Regions from separate parts of the Homo sapiens genome. Here region 2 is linked to region 1. The links are chromatin contacts, found by Hi-C or POLR2A ChIA-PET in ENCODE. All regions are on one chromosome and are shown on one strand. Each heading gives the region's core, a stretch centred on a gene start or an enhancer-like site at or near the end of the contact. The rest is flanking DNA. Distances are from core to core; before and after follow the strand shown.

Region 1 (2,852 bases), core at 130-2,629:
TCAATGTACTTTTATAACCTGCATCTAATCCTTAAGTGAGTCCACGTGGTTCTAACTTGAATATCCAGAGTTATCTTATACTTCTAACTACTACCACAACTACCATCCTAGCACAGGTGACTACAATAGCTTATAATTGTTCTCCTTTTTCTACTTTTGCCTTCCTGTGATTTAGTTTTTGCATAACAGGAAGCCTTTTAAGAGGGCAAAGCAGATTTTCTCATTTCCCTGTCCCCCACAAACTCCAGTGGTTTCTCATCATGACTAGAATTAAATTCTAAATCTGGTCCTTCACTTGCCCACTGCTTTGGCCACACTGACTGCTTTGCCAGGACTCCCCCATCTTGGAGCTTTTGTATGTACATCTTTGGCACGGGGAAGTTTTTCACTCATATTCTCAGGGCTCATTCTTTCTAAATTTCAGGTCCTTGTTCCATCCAGTGTCACCCCGTCAGAGGCCTTCAGTGTTCGTTTCTAAAATAGTATCCTTAGTCACTTTACTCACTGGATACTTCTGCTTAATAGCATTTAAAACTTAACCTAGAATTAACCACGAGGGGCAGGAACATTTTGGACACTATCCCTTGTGAGCAGAATAGTGCGTGGGCATATTCACATTTTGCTGAATGAACTAAAAAATTTCATGATGGATGTTGGATTAAATGGGTAGTGCTGCTGATGACATTAAAAGTGTATCTGGGGAAGGGGTTTGGATTCAGACATTTGCGGTATCCAGGAGGAAACATCAAGCAGTTGATAATGTTTTTTGAAGTTCAGCGATCTGCCCCAAAGTCAAGAATGCAACACTATGTATAGGTTGTCCCTGTAGTCATGTTCTTGGAGTTCACTGGAAGCCCAGGGGGAGTAATTTCATTTGACGACCATATACAGGCCTAATGGGAGCCTGCAAAGTACAGCGGCCGCAGTCATGGGTAGATTACAGGATTCCCATCTGTAAGATCAGTACTGTGGGGGTGGAGGGCCAAGCGAAACCAATAAAATAGGTCTGTTGGCCGAGTTTCCTCAACTTAACGGGGATCGGTTAAATTGAACACAAATCGTTGGATCCGTCGCGTTTCGCGTAACCAGGCTGACGCTGAAAACCCTGGACCTACGTGGGCAGGCCCTGGGGTGCGGACATCTATTTTGCCCTTCTTAGCCGAGGTACTTTAGCTGGGATATGAAGAGTGAAGAGGCAAACCGCAGCCAACACCCAGCTACCGCGAGCAGTGGGACTAAAATGCGCAACCGCAGTGGACATCTAGGCCTCAGCTCCGCTTCTGGTGGCTTACGTCATTACTCAGCGACAGCCTTGAGGAAGGTCCCTTCTCGCTCGCCATCTCTGCGACTTTAATGCGCTTGCGCACGTGCTGTCTACCAGTTCCTGAGAGGGACGCGTGCCGCGGAGCCAGGCTTACTACGTGACCCGGACACCAGGCATACGCTAGGGGCAGTCAGCTGTGCCTTCTCTTTCGGAGTTGTTCCGTGCTCCCACGTGCTTCCCCTTCTCCACTGGCTGGGATCCCCCGGGCTCGGGGCGCAGGTACCCAACGCGGGAGGGCCGGGTATGGATGCCAAGATCGGTGTCTGTGTTCTTCCTGGGTCGAGAGGGGACCGGCCTCAGGATGAAGGCTCTGCATCCGGACGGATACCTGGCCTACGCCGTTTGTCCTCCACCCCTCTTTTGGGGCGCTCCAAGATAACAGAATCACCTCTCCAATACGCAGCCGCTCTCGGCGCGTGCTTCTCGAGCGTCCTCGGGGATTTGCGTGGCTCGATAACCACCTCTAAGTAGTGCCTGTAACTGGGGAGTCGGGGTGAATGGGTGGGTGACAACAGTTGTTTTCCGTGGAGCTTGCCCGCAGTGCCTGGCTGCAGGTCTGGGCATTATACTTAGGGTAATCTGATTCCAGATCCTTCCACGTTCTTAAATCCTTCACTGTGCACATTCCTTTATACTCTTTATTCAGCAGTCACATTCAGGACTTGGTTTTGTTTGCCAGTGCACCTAAAATGGTGCCTGCCACATAGATGTTATGTGTAGATAGACGAATGAGTGAGCGAAAAATAATCATCTCCTTCAAGGCCTTCCCCATCCAGGCCTTCCATGACAGCTTCAGCCCATAGTAATCTCAGCCCTTCCTTCATCTGACCGGTCCCTCAGTATAGCTATTTTTTTTTTTTTTACATCTAATTTTACCTGTGTTCTTGTTCCTCATCTCATTCTCTTAAATACCTTCTTCAAGAAGAATGCAAGCTTGAAGTCAAGGGCCTTGTGGTACTACTTCTGGGGCTCCCACAGTAGCTAGAGCAAAAGGCAGCCCCCATTAATTAGTTGTTGATTGATTTTTGCGGGATCTTTATGTGGCCGGCAACACAAGGTTTACAAGTTGGGAAGATTGGCGAACTGGGAAGAGCTCAGGCTTTGGAGTCAGGAAGACTTGAGTGTGAATTCTGTCTGTCGTTTTTCTGCCTCGGGATATTTGAATTCTTTATACTTTCTCCTTTACGTATAAATTGGGGTCCTTGACAGTGACTTAGTGTTTTATAGTAAGACATATGCTAAAATCTGTTTGGATTGGAAGGTTAGAAGGGACAGTTAAGGTATGGTAAGTTTCAGTAAATGAGCTTTATGTTTATAATGCAGTAGGTACCAGAGTTTCTAAGTAGCATGTCACTTTTACATCTAAGTAGCATGTTACTTTTACAGTGATATTTCTGATGGTTTTTTTGATGTATTTATTGGGATGATGCAGTATTTTACTGTAGGTAATCACAGAACTTTTTTTTTTTTTTTTTTGAGACGGAGTCTCACTCTGTCGCCTAGGCTGGAGTGCAATGGCACACCATCT
Region 2 (2,807 bases), core at 74-2,573, 330 kb before region 1:
ATGACAACCAGATGTGTCTTGGAAAGATTACTCTGGCAGCAATCAAAAGTTGGAGACTGTTAGTTAAATTGTAAGTATTTTCTAGAAAAATAAAATTGCTAGCAGGTACAGGTAGCGACCAGTACAGGTAGTGACCAAAAACTTGAGGTATCTCTCTATCACCACTTAGCTAGGCCAACAACTATCTGTAGCTCCAAGAAATCTGTATTTATAAAAAGACCTCTAATAACACAGGGCACAATCATCAAATGGCTAGAATCTAATGGTTAATCCAAACACAAAACAAATCTCGCCCACCTATCCTAAGAGGGCGACTTTGCATCCTCTGCAAATATATACGGTAGCACAGGAAACTCACAGCCATGCCACCCCCTGTCAAGGGTGTAAACAATCCTGACAGCTGGGGGGCGGGCTGGCAGCGCCATTTCTTCCACCACCCCAGACAGTCCCAAGTTCTGAAGAAACTGGGCATTGAACCACCCTTATCAGCAACCGGTGTTTATTTCTGGAACAGATGCTAGTAATGTGGGAAACCCAAGGTGTCCAGGAGAAAAGATAGTCACCGGTATGGCATCACCGGAAGTCAGTACCAAAACATAAAATCCAACATCGAACCGTAAGGAGCAATGCTGACAGCAAAACAATTCTCACGCACTGAAGTCCGAAAGTGAGCCCGGACAGCGATTCTGGCGCTGGGGAAGTCGCGCCAGGGGAGTAAGGGGTTGCCTATCTTCTCCTCTCGCTCACCCACCTGCCCACCCCGGCGCCAGACTCCGCAGGCCCCGGACCCAGCAGAGAAGAGCGCCTGGCCGGGACAGGGGCTTTTACACAGCAGCAGGGACTGACCCCAACCGGGCGGGCACCTGCGGGGCCAGCGGGGGTCCGCGGAGCGCGGCGGTGCGGCACGAGGGCCACTACCTCCTTCTCTTGCAAGTGGGCCTCACCGAGGCCTGGGAGAGAGATATCTCGTCGCTTCTCATACCTGGGCCCAGGACAGGAGGAAGACTCAGGGCGAGGCCCTTTCCGCCCCCGTCTCGCCCCGGTCCCCGGTGGCTCCGCAGGATGAGGGCGGCCCTGGCGTCACCTTCTGGTGTCGCGGAAGCTCGGGTCCTGTCAGCGGCCCCGACCCCCTTTCCCCCTGCCTCACCGCCTCCTCTCCCCATGCCCCCACCCCTGCCATGCGTGTCGTCCCATTACTTGATTAGATCCCGATAGTCCAAAAAGGATAAGATGAGGAGCAGGGGATCGGTGGGCAGCGACTCTAGGGTCAGCGGCGCCGTCTCGGTCTCCATGGCCGCCATCTTGCCTGGCCCGGTGCAGGTCTGGCCCCGCCCTGGCCCCGCCCCTGCCCCGCCCCCACCAGCGCCCGAACCGCCCCCAGCCGCTCTCACAGGTTTGTTATGTAACCGCCGGGCCAGCCCCGCCCTCAGGGTGGGCTGAGGTGCGGCTCCCTGGAGACCCCGCCCGCTAGCCGGGAGCCAGCGGCGCAGTGCGAGTTCAGCCCGCTTTCTTCGCGCTCCGCGTCAAATCTCTCCAGCTCTGTTCTCGCATCCCGGTTCGTAAACTTGCCCAGCCCGGGACCCTTTTGTTGCCAAATCTGCCTCGGTCTGCCCAACTCCTCCTGCGAAATTTTACACTCAGTATGCAGGAAGCCTCGCTCAAAATCTGACACTCCTCCACGCCCTTGGTCCCCAAATCCATTCCTTCTCTTTGTTTTCCAACCCGAGAACCCCTCGTTTTCCCCGCTCAGCCTTCCCCACCCCGCTTGTCCCCCGCACACAGCAGGGCCGCTCCGAGACTTGTCCACTCAGCAAGAGCAGAGCTGAGAATCAGCCAGGGACGCCAGCTGAAGGCCCTTCTCCCAAATTAAGGAAATAATTGTTGAGGGCTTAACTTCACGCCCCTCCCCGCCTTCCTAAGTAAAATGTGTACAAGGAGTGAGTCTGAGTCTCAGCCGCTGTCCCTTAATTTGGTTATCATGGCTATTTTCAGCCTATTAGGGCAATGCAAAGGGTACAGTGTGGATTTTTTCCAGCTTTAAAATTTATTTTGGCCAGGGTTTAGATCCCGCAGAGTTAAGTATCCCGCGTGTGAAGGGATGAACTGAGACTCCCAGAGGGCATAACTGATGGAGGCACGAAGATGTCTGCTCTTCAGCTTTGCCAAGGTGATATTAAAATGAGAGTGGGGGAAGTATAATGGGTCCATACATCACTTGCCTGATTTCTTCTTTTCCATTGCTTTTCCAAAGGTAGTATGGTGTAAGGGGCTTTGGGGAATCCAGACAGACCTGGACTTCACACGCCCGTCATTTATTTCACTACTAGTGAAATGCTGGCGTAGTTACGCCTAAGTTCTCTGAGACTGTCCCTCATCTCTAAAACCACCCCTCCTCTGGTGAACTAAGGATGGCGATAACGCTTTATGTAAAGTGCCTGGCCAGATACTCAATAAATGTTAATTTTCCAAGCTTATACATGCATCAGTCACTAAGTTCTCCAAACATTTCCATATCCTGGAGAAAGTTTCTCTCAATTATTTGGAAGAGTGGAAGTGATATGCCCCGCCCCAAAAAAATCCATTTCCTCCATTCTTCATACCATTAATGCCTTCTATTTATGGTTTTGCTTAATAGTTATAACCCCTGCCACCCAGCCAACAAAACAGAACAACAGCAACAAAAAACTCTGCCTACATCTCTGTGCTTCCAAATTGTTTATGCATATGCTTAGAAGAACATTTATTGAATTGGATTTCAAGTACTTGTTCTGTGTCTCTCTCGTCAAACTGTAAACTCTCAGTCTGAC

Evidence for each region. A loop is a pair of places that touch in the nucleus more often than their neighbours do. ChIA-PET counts read pairs that join two places held with the same protein, here RNA polymerase II (POLR2A). Pooled maps may share reads with other maps.
Region 2: a map of B cell shows a loop between it and region 1 (12-fold over the local background). The contact joins the promoter of FBXO3 here to the promoter of NAT10 in region 1. A Hi-C loop is called at or near these places in 8 of 168 maps with a recorded cell type or tissue (B cell, CD4-positive, alpha-beta T cell, CD4-positive, alpha-beta memory T cell and 3 more), 1 of 37 single-sample maps with no recorded cell type and 14 of 50 pooled maps. POLR2A ChIA-PET finds 5 or more read pairs at or near these places in 5 of 52 experiments (CD4-positive, alpha-beta T cell, GM12878, OCI-LY7 and 2 more).

What each region holds. Positions count from the first base shown.
Region 1 is chr11:34,104,250-34,107,101 of GRCh38, forward strand. It overlaps NAT10 (N-acetyltransferase 10), which reads left to right and starts at 1,380. Exons shown (of 29, transcript NM_024662.3): 1 at 1,380-1,543. RefSeq lists an enhancer at 1,133-1,592.
Region 2 is chr11:33,773,197-33,776,003 of GRCh38, forward strand. It overlaps FBXO3 (F-box protein 3), which reads right to left and starts at 1,324. Exons shown (of 11, transcript NM_012175.4): 1 at 1,198-1,324. The coding sequence starts at 1,301. FBXO3-DT (FBXO3 divergent transcript) reads left to right here and starts at 1,503. Exons shown (of 3, transcript NR_120550.1): 1 at 1,503-1,555; 2 at 2,058-2,167; 3 at 2,252-2,474. RefSeq lists an enhancer at 338-838 and silencers at 787-856, 1,317-1,416.